3 separate regions of the Homo sapiens genome follow, and regions 2 and 3 are each linked to region 1. The links are chromatin contacts, found by Hi-C or POLR2A ChIA-PET in ENCODE. All regions are on one chromosome and are shown on one strand. Each heading gives the region's core, a stretch centred on a gene start or an enhancer-like site at or near the end of the contact. The rest is flanking DNA. Distances are from core to core; before and after follow the strand shown.

Evidence for each region. A loop is a pair of places that touch in the nucleus more often than their neighbours do. ChIA-PET counts read pairs that join two places held with the same protein, here RNA polymerase II (POLR2A). Pooled maps may share reads with other maps.
Region 2: a loop to region 1 is called in a map of naive thymus-derived CD4-positive, alpha-beta T cell, with 19 times the contacts of the local background. The contact joins the promoter of OTX1 here to the promoter of BCL11A in region 1. A Hi-C loop is called at or near these places in 2 of 168 maps with a recorded cell type or tissue (ascending aorta and naive thymus-derived CD4-positive, alpha-beta T cell), 2 of 37 single-sample maps with no recorded cell type and 11 of 50 pooled maps.
Region 3: a loop to region 1 is called in a map of dorsolateral prefrontal cortex, with 7 times the contacts of the local background. The contact joins the enhancer-like site here to the promoter of BCL11A in region 1. A Hi-C loop is called at or near these places in 3 of 168 maps with a recorded cell type or tissue (MCF 10A, PC-3 and dorsolateral prefrontal cortex) and 9 of 50 pooled maps. POLR2A ChIA-PET finds 5 or more read pairs at or near these places in 1 of 52 experiments (activated T-cell).

Annotation. Positions count from the first base shown.
Region 1 is chr2:60,551,122-60,555,331 of GRCh38, forward strand. BCL11A (BCL11 transcription factor A) reads right to left here and starts at 2,533. Exons shown (of 4, transcript NM_022893.4): 1 at 2,095-2,533. The coding sequence starts at 2,149. RefSeq lists silencers at 294-603, 664-723, 1,244-1,603, 3,013-3,102, 4,043-4,172 and an enhancer at 3,793-3,842.
Region 2 is chr2:63,049,005-63,053,214 of GRCh38, forward strand. OTX1 (orthodenticle homeobox 1) reads left to right here and starts at 1,826. Exons shown (of 5, transcript NM_014562.4): 1 at 1,826-1,893; 2 at 2,245-2,313; 3 at 3,876-4,083. The coding sequence starts at 3,987. RefSeq lists enhancers at 1-964, 1-327, 328-1,075 and a silencer at 1,192-1,851.
Region 3 is chr2:58,446,056-58,450,265 of GRCh38, forward strand. No RefSeq gene overlaps it. Among named protein-coding and RNA genes, the nearest start is that of LINC01122, 73 kb to the right of the region's middle. Within about 2 kb of position 2,181, at least 2 of the 41 ENCODE cell types and tissues checked have a DNase peak (open chromatin) inside an H3K27ac peak, as active enhancers do; they include PC-3 and dorsolateral prefrontal cortex, where a contact is called at or near this core.

The DNA.
Region 1 (4,210 bases), core at 1,283-3,782:
GTCCTTTAAAACTGCATCAAAAATTTAAAGTAAGAATCATAAATTGAGTAGGGGGGGAATGTGGGCCCTCACGCCTTTCTTTCCCTTGCTGCCAAACTTTCCTAAGTGCCCACCGCCCGCCTTTCCAGGCGCAGTCAGCGGGAGACAGCCACCACCACCAGCTCTTATACAGACTCACAAGAACCTCAGACCAAGCCAGGCCTGGGGAAGAGGGCAAGACCCAAAGGGTGAAGTGCTCGGGGTCCCAGGATCCAGCGCCCTTAAAATGCACACTCAAACACACTTCTCCCCTGCCCTTCCCCGGCAACCCCGCCACCTGGCCTAGTCGTGCTCGGGGCGCAGGGGGACTGGTGACCAGACCGGGCGGGGTGGGGGGTGGGCAGGGAAAGCACGTGGTGACCTCCTCGCGGTCCCGAGCTGTGGACAAGAGACGTCTGAGAAAGTACCCAGGGCGGAGGGGAGGGGAGGCGCAGAACGCGCTTTTACAGTTGCCCTGCAAAATAAAAATGCTTTGCAAAGCCGAGTTTCACCCAGCCGATTTCGCAGTCTGGGAGGTCGAGAAGAGGTCTCGGCATTGTGCTGGGGGCGGACCAGGACCACGGGCCAGGCTGGCGCGGAGACACTGCGTGGCCTGCCGCCGTGCCTGGCGGGTGGGCGCCGGGCGCCGGGTGGGCGATCCGGGGCTGGGCTGGGGCGCGGCGAGGTCGGGCAAGGCCCGGGCGAGGCCAGGCCGCCGCCGCCGCCTGCTCCGGGGCTGCCGCGCCGCGCTCGGTCCTCTGTCTGTTTGTTGGCAGGAGGCTCCCGCACACGCGGTGCTTGTAAACATTCAGACACGAGATTTTTCCCAATCAAAATCCACTTCCACTTTTTTTGAAAATCTTCCAAAAAATAGTAAGAGGAGGGAGTTCCTCTCTCCCTCTCCGTGCCGTCGGCGCCCTAAGTTTGCAACTGAAGGGGTTTGGGGGAAGAGGGTGATTGTAAATTTTTTTCTAGATGAGAGATTGTGAGATTTTTGCAGGGGGGCTGGTGGGGGAGTCAAAGAGAAGGCCGTCACAGAAAAGGGTTGGCAGAGCGTTTGGCTTCGGTTTGGGGGCAAGAAATTGTACATTCTCTTGCCTTGTTTTATTTATTTTATTTTTATGTATTTATTTATTTATGTGCCAGTCTTCTCCTTGCTGCCTCTGAGGTTCGGTCGGGAGGGGAGGGCAGCGGCAACCCAGGAGGCAGCAGTCCGGGCTCCCTCCCTCCCTCTCCCGCGTGCCCCCGGCCGCCTCCTCCCCCGGCCCTAGCTCCTGCCCTTCGGCGGCGGCGGCGGCGGCGGCGCGGGAGGGCAAGCGCGAGGAGCCGGCACAAAAGGCAGCGGGACAAACACCCACCTCTGGCCGGAACAAAAGGCGGCAGTGCCGGCCGCGTCTCCCGTCCTTCCCGGTCCCACGGCTCTCCCCGTCGCCGCGGCCCCTCTCCCGACTCCGCGGACTCAGGAGCGCCGGGGGCCCCTTTCCACAGTGCCACTTTCTCACTATTGTGGGGATGACTACTTTCCTCCCGCTGCACACTTGACCGTGAGCGCGCTGGTGTCCAAAAGCCAGTCTCACCTCTTTTCTCCCCGGGAATCGTTTTTTAGACTTGTACTCACTCCCTCCCTACCCCCCCATTTTCTTACGGTGAGTGGGAAGCAACCTCCCTTTCCCCACCAGCTCCCACCCCCAGGTTTGCATGTGAGTTGTTCGCAACCTTAGCATTGTTCATTATTTTGCAAAACTGGCGGGGCGGGGGGGGAGTGGAATCATTGCATTCCTTTTCGAAAAGAGAAATAAAGCGGCGGAAAGGAGGAAAGAGGAGGAGTCAAATTTTTGTAAAATTAAATAAAATTAAAAGGTGCGTGCTGTCTCAAAAGTGCATACACGGCAATGGTTCCAGATGGGATGAGGGTTTTTTCCCCCTTTATCTCTTTTACCTCGACTCTCGGAGGTTTTTCTCGTGAAAAATTTAAAAATGCATGCACACACCCCTCTCTCCCCCTCGCTTTTGCTTCTAGTCCTGCGCGCTCTCGTGATTATTAATAATTATTATTACTATTATTGGGTTACTTACGCGAGAATTCCCGTTTGCTTAAGTGCTGGGGTTTGCCTTGCTTGCGGCGAGACATGGTGGGCTGCGGGGCGGGCGGCGGCGGCGGCGGCGGCGGCGGCGGGCGGACGACGGCTCGGTTCACATCGGGAGAGCCGGGTTAGAAAGAAGGAGACTCCAGAGAAAATATCTTCATCAGTGCCTTTTGACATCCAAAATAAATTAGAAATAATACAAAGATGGCGCAGGGAAGATGAATTGTGGGAGAGCCGTCATGGCTTTTTTTTAAGCAAAAAAAAAAAAAAAAAAAAAAAAAAAAAGAGGGAGAGAGAGAGAAGAGAGATAGAGGGAGAGAGAGAGAGAGAGATGAAAAAAATGGCAAAAGCCCCCCTGAGCTGCAAGTTCAAGTGCGGACGTGACGTCCCTGCGAACTTGAACGTCAGGAGTCTGGATGGACAGAGACACACAAAACATGGGCAGGGCGAGCAGGAGAGAAGGGGAGGAGGGAAGGGGAAGCTCACACCAATGGACACACATCAGGGGCTGGACATGAAAAAGAGACCAGGACAAGCCAATGGCCAGTGCGGGGAGGGGGAGGTGCGGGGCGGGGGGCTCCGCGGACGCCAGACGCGGCCCCCGGGGGAGGGGCGGGCCGAGGGGAGGGGGCGCTGGGGCCGCGGGCTCACCAGTGGCCGCAGCGAGCGCCGCGGCGGTGGCGTGGCCGGGAGAGAAGAAAGGGGTGGCAGGGGTGGGAGGAAAGGGTGGGGGGGAGCAAGACGTGCGCCCTGCTCCCCCCCACACACGCGGACTCTAAAATGAAAGATTATTCAAAAAAGAAAAAAATAGAGCGAGAGTGCACCGGGAGGCTGCAGCCCCGGGCTGGGGAAGCGCGGGCGGAGGGAAGCCAGGTAGAGTTGCTCCCGGACACCCTCCTCCGTACGCACACCCACTTCCCCTCCCCGCCGCCGCCGCGCTCGCTCCCCGCGTGTGGACGCCAGGGGCCGAAGTAAAAGCCCCGAGCCCGCGGCTGCGCTCGGGAAACTTTGCCCGAGGAGAGGACAGCAAAGAAAAATCACCCGAAGTTGAGAGCTGAGCCTCCAAGTTACAGCTCCGCAGCGGGCGAGGGGAGGTGGGAGGGAGCGCACGGCAACGCGGAATCCAGCCTAAGTTTGGAGGGCTGCGGGTCCGGAAGGGCAGCGCCCAAGTCTCCAGGAGCCCGCGCGGCCTGGAAAGAGGGGACCGGGGAGAGGCAGGCGGCGCAGGCCGGGGCCCGAGGGCGCCCCCAAGGCCGAGCCAGGGACCGGGAATCTGAGCGCCCCGCCAAGCGACTGGGTCTGAATGCAACTGAAAGCGCCGAGTCCCCGGCTCCTAAGGGTCGCAGAAAGAGAGCCCGAGGAATAAAGAACGAGGAGCCAGAGTCTGGCCCCCGGAGGGGAGCGCCGGGGGCCTGGGCAAGAGAGGCACCGAGGCGTCCACCTCTCTGAGAGGCCGAGGACAAAGCGCGGGCAGTCCCGGGAGTCCCAGTCCCTGGGAATGTGCTCACGGCGCCGCGGGAGGTCCCCGAGCCGGGTCCCTGGGAGGGACACACCCCCTCCCACTCCAGAGCAACTGCAAAAGCACAGAGGGATGGGAAGAAAATGTTTCTTACGGGCAGAGCACAACTGTTCCTGTGCTGTTACCCAGGGAAAGAGAAAATGGGAATGGAGAGAGAGCGACAGGCTCGCAGGAGCAGCGGGGAGACCACGGTGGTGAGATGACCGCCTCGGGTCACCGCCGCGCTCCCCAGGCGCCGCCGGCCAAGGCGCACACCCAGGAGCCAGCAGCCCCCTCTCGCCTTTCTGCAGACGTTCCCTGGAAATTAGGGAAGACCTGTTGGAAATAAAACCCTGTCTCTTTAATGCACACACGCACACACACGCGCGTGCTGCCGCTGTCAAAAAGCGGGCTTCACTCTGGCGTGGGATACTTTCAGTTTTACGTAAAATGTACAGCAACAGCACCCCCTGCGATTGGAAAGTTTATTCAGAAACGTGCCTGTAAAGTCCCCTGGCGCCTCCCGCCTCCCAGCCTCCCTGCCTGCCAGCACCACTCTGCAGCCGCCGCCGCCGCCGCCGGGGAGATCGCAGTCCGATTCCAAATC
Region 2 (4,210 bases), core at 576-3,075, 2.5 Mb after region 1:
TTATTCAGCTTTCTCTCTTTCTCTCCCTTTTGTGAATGGGCCGCGGTGTCTTTGTTCTGTAGAGAAGCGCCCGTGTCGCTGACTTTTGTGAACCAGAGAAGGATCTTGTAAAACCTCCTTTTCTCCTTCGTACGCCCCCACTCCCACCCCTCCTCCCCTGCCTCTTTGATTAGATGTTCCCTCATCGTCAAAAAAAAAATGTAATTTCGTTGGTCTGGCGGCCACTTTCTTTGAACATTAGCTCGCTTTCAGCTCCAACTTCAATTAGAAGGAGTTGATTTTGAGAGATCAACAAAAGAACCGACCAAAGCCTTATTAAAGGTCCTAAGAAGATCTCCCGGGTCCTTTGAGAAGCAGTTAAGGAAACAGTGTGCCCTCCATCATATTCTGTTACCGTATTTTATTCGGACTCCAAAGGAAAGTGTCGCTTGGGGGAGGGGGAAGCACTTTGATGAGCGGCGGCCGCGGCCCCTTTTCACTCAGCGGGCTCCCCCTTCGTTCTCCTCCTCCTCACCCAGCGCCCGGTCCGCTCTCGGCGCCCGACCCCGCAGCCCGGGCAGCGCGAGTGCTCCCCACTGCGATGCGCCTGGAGGCTCCTTGACTTGCCCTCACACTTAATCCTGTGCAAACTTTTTACCCCGCCTGTCGGGGTGGGGGAGTGGGGGAGATTAGAAACAAGGGGTAGAAATTCCTCGAAAGGGAATAAAGTGCCTAATTTTCAGGAGGAGGTGCCATTTAAAAGATTCGCCTAGCTTAGAGTTGGAACGAAAACTCTTTTTTGCACTTTTAAAAGTCCACCCAGGTAGACGTGTTTGGGAAGTTTTTTCGGGTGGGAAATGGGCTTCGCCCGTACGAACAATCCGGGGAAATCGCCTCAAGGAGGATCCTTACGCAGCATGTGGAAAAAAGTTGAGGGCAGGGGTCTGTGGCCACATTTTCCATCAAAAAGTCCCTGTTAGAGGCAGTCTAAGAAAGAGAGAGAAAGAGCGAAAAAGAAACTTTCCTATCAAAATGTTTCAATTAAGAAGTAGGGTGTACGTGTGAGGGGAAGAGGACGCTGGGCTCCAACGTTTCAGTAGAAGCGCTTAAGACTTGCAAACACCCTTGGTGGGGACCTGGAACCCCGGGAGATGCCGACGAGCAAGCAGGTAAGTGGCGGCGCCCTCCCAGTGGGTGCTCTTCCCAGGCGCGAGAGTCCGGAGGGGCCGAGGAGAGATCTGCACGCCCGGAGCTGCTCCCGCGCTCTGCAAAGTAGCCTGCGCCGGCACGAGCAGCCCGCGGCGTCGGTCTCAGGTGGCGGCGCCGGGGAAGAAAACGCTGGGGCCCGCGGCGCCGGGAGAGGGGCCGAGGCCCGGGCTCCTCCAGCCCGCCGCCCCCGGGTCCTGGCGCCCACACCCGAGCGGCTGAGCCCTGTAGCGCGCGGGAGAGCGAAGGAACCGGTTCTCCAGCACCTCGCCTCCTCCCTGCCACTCCCTCCGGAGCGCCGAGAGCGCGAGAAGGGCGGGGGCGCCCAGGGCAGGCCTGGAGACCCACGGCCCCCTCCGCGGCCAGGACTCGGGCTCTCCGCTCGCCTTCCTCGCCTAGCTCTGCGCCGCTTTTGCCAGCCGAGTCCCGGAGTTAGCGCGCGACCGGGGCGGGGCGGGAGGGCGGGGAGGGCGGGGTGTGGGGGGCGGGGGAGGGCGGGGGCGCGCGGAGGTAACCCCCGGCTCGCGCAGCCATTGCCCGGCTCCCTGTCACTCAGCCCGCGCGGGGCCCCCGATTGGCGGCCTAGCCCCGTTACGCACTCGCCTCGCGTTCACATACCCGGGGAGGGCAGTAGAAAGGTGATCAATCTTCATCAGGCTACATTTCCAATCACCTAAACAACCGAGCAAGACAAGCCACTCCGACAAGGTAAATCGCTTGATTTATTTAGTTTGCAAAGTGACTCTGCAGGACTTCCCAGTCCCCACTGCCTCCACGTTGCACCGGGAGTGCCGCGGCAACGCCGAGCCACCTCCCAACTCTGCCCCTCGAATTCCCCCCCTTGCGGCCCCTCGGCGCGATCCCAGGCGAGGCAATGTCCTGAGAACGTGTGGGGCTTAGCAAACAAAGTGTCTGTGCAATAAAGTGAAACCCAGAAGGACACGCACAAAGCCATTGAAAAAAAAGATAGAGGTGGGAAGAAGGAAGTTGGGAAAAGAAAGAAACCTGGGGGTCCTAGACCAGCCGCCAGGGTAATTCCAGTGCTGCTCTGTTTTGCAGGTTGGCTGCCCGGCGGGTCTCTGTGAGAGATCCAGGTAGATGGTGAACGGCCCCGGCAGCTGAGGGCAGGTAAGGAGAAAGCCGCGGGGCCACCCCGGACTCCGGGAGCGCGTTGGTTACCCTTATCTCCCCCTCCTCAAATGGATCCCGGCTTCCCCGGTCCCCAGCAGGTGGTCGGGGCTGTGGGAGCGGCCTGGCTCCCCTCTTGGTGAGCCGAGGACCCCGGGGCGCTGTCGCGGCCCGCAGCCCCCTCCCCCGCCTCCTCCGAAGTAACCAAGCTGAAGTGCTAAGTTTGGAGAAAGTCTTTGAAAACTCACGCTGCAGCTTCGCAAAGCCGTCGCAGCTTTGAGTCCCATTTTCCTTCGGCCCTAGAGCCCTGGCTGCTTCCCTTCCGGTCCCCTTCCTACAAGCTGGACTCCCTCAGCCCAGGTCTTGGGTCCCAGAAGACGGGGGCGGGAACGGGGCTGGGGGGAGCTTCTTTAGCTCTAACTTCTCTCCTTGAACGTCCTAGCCCGAGTCCCTGGCTTGCTTCACAGCGATCCCGCTAAGCGGGGTGTAGCGATGGCCCCCCAGGGCCCCAGGCCCAGTTTCCAGCGCCCCTCCCTGACCCCTGAGAGTGGCACCCCGGGTTCCCGGCAGCGGCGGGGGCGAGGCTTCGACCTCCCAGCTCGGGTCTGCGTGGGCTACGCCGCTGAGGCCTAGTTCTCTGTTCTCGACCGTGTCCTGGGGCCGCGGGTTCAGCTACAAGGATGGCAGCACGCGACTTGCTGCCCTCCGGCTTCACAAATCCCCGAGACCCTTTGAGGTGCTAGGCCAGTCACCCTTCACCCCCTGCTGGGACCCTGCGGTCCGCAGCCCAGACTGGGCAGAGAGAAGGCCGGGTGCGCGCTGGCAACGAAGGACGCTGGCCGCAGCTGAGGCGCTCCCGACCTCAGGCCGCATCTTGGGGTCGCCCCCCTCTACAGTGGCCCCTTCGGCGTCCTCTGGCCCTCTGCGAAGCCTGGGCCCGTTACTGCGGTTGAGGTGCGGTGGGATTTCGCGTCAGCGATCTTTCAGTGGCTGGGCACAGAGAGGTCAGCTGGAGTGGTGATTGCGGGATCTGGGGCAGGGGCGCAGCCCTGGAGACCTTTAAAGGAACCAAGTGTCTAAGTGGACAAGAAGTGCAATTAGCCCTCCACATTGGCCCTTTGTAGTCTCTACCTTTTCAAAAACACGTGAAACAAAATGAAACAACGCCTCATGCTCTGGGCGGCCTGCCGTCCGGGCACCAAGTGAACCTTTGCTTGTGCAACATGAAGCTGGCTTCTGCCGGATTCAGAATTTTGCCTGGACTTGGGAGCTTGTACACTCCGCGGTTCTGGCTCTGACCTCCCCAGCCTGGCCCTGCTTTTAACTTCTCCTTACTCCTATGGACTCCCTACCAGTGTCTTTGGCTCATTCCAACCCTAGAGCCAGACGACCCAGAAAACTTTACTTTTCAAAGTAACTGTGGTTTCTGGGCTAAGGCCTTGTGGATCCCAGTTGACCACCCTGCGCAGTTCTGTAACCTGCCTTCCCTGTCTATCCCGGGGCAAGACTTGGCAGCCAAGTGGCTCCGATTGACGGTTTCCGTGTGTCTCGTGTCTTCATAGGCCAGGCCCCCAGACGCATCAGACCCTGAAGGACTGCGTGGTGGGAGCCCTGCACCGCTCCTGGCCCCGGGCCCCCTGGATCCGTCGGGGCGCCTCCACCCAGCTGTTAGCATGATGTCTTACCTCAAACAACCCCCATACGGCATGAACGGGCTGGGCCTGGCCGGGCCCGCCATGGACCTCCTGCACCCATCCGTGGGCTATCCGGGTGAGCACCAGCCCTCCCGACCCTGCCTCAGCCTCTCAAATGTTGGGGACCCCCAGACTGTTGGATTTGAGTGCAAGCTTTGTTGCTGAGCAGGCCCAGGGAGCCGGCTGCAACACAGGGCCCACTG
Region 3 (4,210 bases), core at 931-3,430, 2.1 Mb before region 1:
TATGTATTATTTAAGTATAGTAGAATTAAAATACTGTAGAATATTCTCTGGTTTATACCTAATGATAACATGTTGGGGCATATTCGTGTAGGCTATATATAATGATAACATATGCATTTGTGTGTTTTTTGTGGGAATTACAGTTGCTTTCTTGACCTTTTAAGGGTCCTCATGGGTTAAGGATTCATACCATACATTTTATGGCTCAGCTTCTGAATTTATTCTAAAGTTAAATACAAGATCAATGCAACTAAATGAAACTTCTATCCGTAATGACTACTAAATAGCAAGGCTCAATCAAGCAAGTTAGAATCTGTCATTTAGTGATATTGGACCACATATTCTTAGTTACAAAACATAGTATAGGAGAAACCTTTGATCCTATTTGTTAGGTATTATTTTGTAAAATATTTGACAGCTTAAAGTAAGTGAGTGCTTGAGTTTCAGAGAACTGTTGTAGAAAAGTTAATCTTCACATCTCTTAAAATTTATTTTCATTTCACATTTGAGCTGTAGACCCCTGACAAGTCTCAGCAATACTGTGGACAAAGTTACTTAAACCAGGGGCTTTCAAATTTCTTTAAATGCAACTCCTGATAAGAAATATTTAATGTTAGTACCCAGTATGCACATACATATATACCAAACTTTTACAAAACCATACATACTCTTATGAAATGTAATATACTCTGATATCTGTTCTTTTGTATTCTATTCCATTGTGTAAAAATGCTGGTTGTAACTCACCAAATTGATTTCATGATCTACAAATAGGTCACATCTGCAATTTGAAAAACACTGAACACTGATTTAGAGAATGCTTTTTTCTTTTCTTTTTTTTTTGCTGGAGTATGCAGGATTTCCTTACTTTATACTAGGTAGACAAAATCTGGTTACATTTGAGATGAAATGTTTTATTGGTGGATCATATTTGTATAATCTAACAAAAATGACTCATTATTCATGAGTCCAGAAATATATTAAAATATTATAAATTTTTCTCATATATGTCTAGTTTTACAGATCTTGAAATAGAGCATCCTAGTATATATTATTCTAGAGTTGTGGTTATTATTGAAACTGTAGAAATTATTTAATGGGAGCTATGCAGAGTGATAAATCAGATACTCAGAATGTCCTGCTTGAGAAGGGATTTATTTCATGGGTATTGTTGATATTCCCAGTGCACATTTGGAATCAGACAAGAAAAAAAGGAAATAGTAACCAGAAATGATAACTGGTCTGAAAGAGCATTTCATCTTCTTTGTATGGTAAGAAAGTCCTTGAATAATAAAATATAATAGGGTATTAAAATGTATCTAAATTTTAATGAGTGAATTAACTTGACACTTAAGATCTGAAATGAAAAAGTCACCATTAATTTGTAAATAAAGTTAAATATTTTAAAAATTATTGTTTTACTCTCCTTTCCATTATATATGTTAATGTTCACGAAAATACAGTATGCTAAGATTTTTTTTTCAGAAGCCATGCCTCTGATTGTGTAATGGAAGTTCTAAAATTGGTAAATATTCACTAAACAAATATCTAAAATCTATACTGACTGCTAGTCTCTATCTCGTCAATACTTTACATTTGGTGACCAGGGAGAATGGAAGGAGTTTCTTCAAGTATTCCTCAGTGATCTCTGTAATGTTCATGACTCTGAATAGGCTCTGTGGGTAGAATATCTTCATACCACAGCTAGTTTATATTTGTCAATTAGTCATAATGTCAAATACATGTCATGACAAATCTTTTGAGTTTCAAAAAACATCCGCTCTGCTGTTGTTTCACCCATTTCTTCTCCTGCATTTCTTCCCTTAGAGTTCAGCTCTCCATATATCCAGCCTCTCAAGCTCCTAACTCCCTCCCTGTCCTTCATTCTTCTTCATTCTTCCTCTCTTCATTCTTCCTGACTAGTCAATGCCACATCTTTTATGGTCTATTTCCTAAATATATCTTGAACTTGCCCCTTGTTTCCTTTCCGACTGCCATTTCCTACGTTCAGACCCTCATGATTTCCTCCCTGGATTCCTCTAAGCCTCTGGAGTGATCCTCCTGCCTCCAGCCTACTGCTATCACTTTTGTCTTCCCCACAGCTATTGGGGCAGTTCTAAAAATGAGATCATGATCATGGCGCCCTCTGCTGAGGATTCCCTTTCCCTTTGTTTTCTCTGACCAGCTTTGCTCATCCTTCACAACGTGGAAACAGCGCCTCCTCCCATAGGCCTTCCCTGCCTCCCTGCGTCCCCATAGCACGCTGAGTGGGCCTAGTAGTACCTTGAGCATAGCTCTATTAGGGCACTGTCAAACTATTTTACTGCGTGTTTGTATCTCTTCCTCATTAAATTTTAACTTCTTAAAGGTAATGACCTTATCTCTTTGGCAGGAAATATTAAGTACCCAATAAATATTTGTGGAATGATTAGATGGCAGAACCACTGTCTGAAAACATTAACCTCCAATTCAGGCTGGTATTTTTCAATTAGATTTGTCATAAGTTGAACTTGATCTTTTCAATGGTTACTAGAGAAAATAGAAATAGGGAATGGAGAAATAGGAGACACAACTTAGAAAGATGAAAATTTCCCTTCTAATTACAGAGTTGATCAGGAATTTTGTGGTTCTAGAATCCAAACTGTAAAACTACTGCTTCCATCGCAAAGATTCATTGCTACTGTAATGATTTCTTTAAAAACATTATATATTAAAGAAAGGTATTGAAATCTACTCCCTTCCTGAATGTTTTATAAGTATTTATAAATTATTTCCACATTGCACATAGCAGCTTTTTCTCAAACTCTATACCCAATTTGGATGTTGCAGTTTTAAAATGTAGACCACTTATTTAAAAAGAACATTTCTTTAGCTATATTCTGCAACTATGTATGGACATTATCCATACATGGGTAATTTGTTTTTTTCTGAAGGAATTTTCCTCTTGCTCTTTTGAAGTTTTGGAAGTTTGTGATTTAATAGCAAATGATTGCATAACTTTTCTGTTGTAATGTCGAGTACGTATGTGTTGGAGAAGTTATTTATTTTATATGCATTTGTTGTTTTCTTTTTTATTATTATACTGGAATTTGAAGACAGAGAGAGATTTCTTCCCTGCAGTGTTAACTACAGAAAGGGCTAGCATTATGGAATGTCACTTGACTGGCTCTTATAATGATAAATATTTCCATGACAAAACCTACTGTGAACCTGTCTGTATGCTACAGAAATTTCTCTCTCCCTTGGCTACTACTTTACTTCAAGAAGAACATAGAGAAAATATAATAGATTACTTCTAAACACTCATCAAAAATTAAATAAAACACAGGTAAAATAAAGGCTATCTTTCCCTTTATATTATTCTGCTATCAGTTCTGCAGTATGTAGATTTTATTCATTTTTTTTTTTTGCCCTTATTCAAAGTTGATGCTCTTGGTGGTGCTATTGTCCATTTATAAATACGCCTTGAAATTCAGGGTGTGTGCCAAAGATATTGATAAGCTAGATTCTTTGTCTAGTGACCATTCATTTATTTATTCATTAAAAATATTGAGTACCCATTGGACATGCAAAAATGAACACAAATTCTGGCCTCAAGTAGTGCAGAGTCTAGAAGTGGCAATAAGACATGTACATAATATGACAAAAGTAAAAAAGTGATATGAAACTCTAACCGCTTCTTACCGGCTCCAGTGCTTGCATGAAGTGTGTGAGTCACTATCATCTCTTGCTTACATAACTACAGGGCCTACTAATTGGTCCCCCTACTCCTACTTCTCACACACCCCAGCACTCTCAACACAGCAGCCAGAAGCTCCTTTTAAATTAAAAGTCAGATGATGTCACTCCTCAGCTTCAGAACTCTGTAATAGCACTCATTTCACTGCCATGATATGTCCCTTCAAACCCCCACACCAATGGCCTCTGACCTTATTTCCTACTACCTTTCCCCTCCCCAGGTTCCCTCAAGCCCCTCTGGCCTCTTTTTTGTCCCTCAACAGCACCAGGCGCGTTTCTAGTTCTTTGTTCTAGGTCTTCGCCACAGATCTATGTTACTAATGCCCTCACCTCCTTCAAGTCTTTGCTCAGATGTCACCTCTAAGTAAACCCTATCTTAACCACTGCATTACAGGTTGCAACCCCCTACACTCCCATCCCGTTACTCTGCTCTACATTTCATGTTCCAAAGAATCTATCACCTTTTAAATGC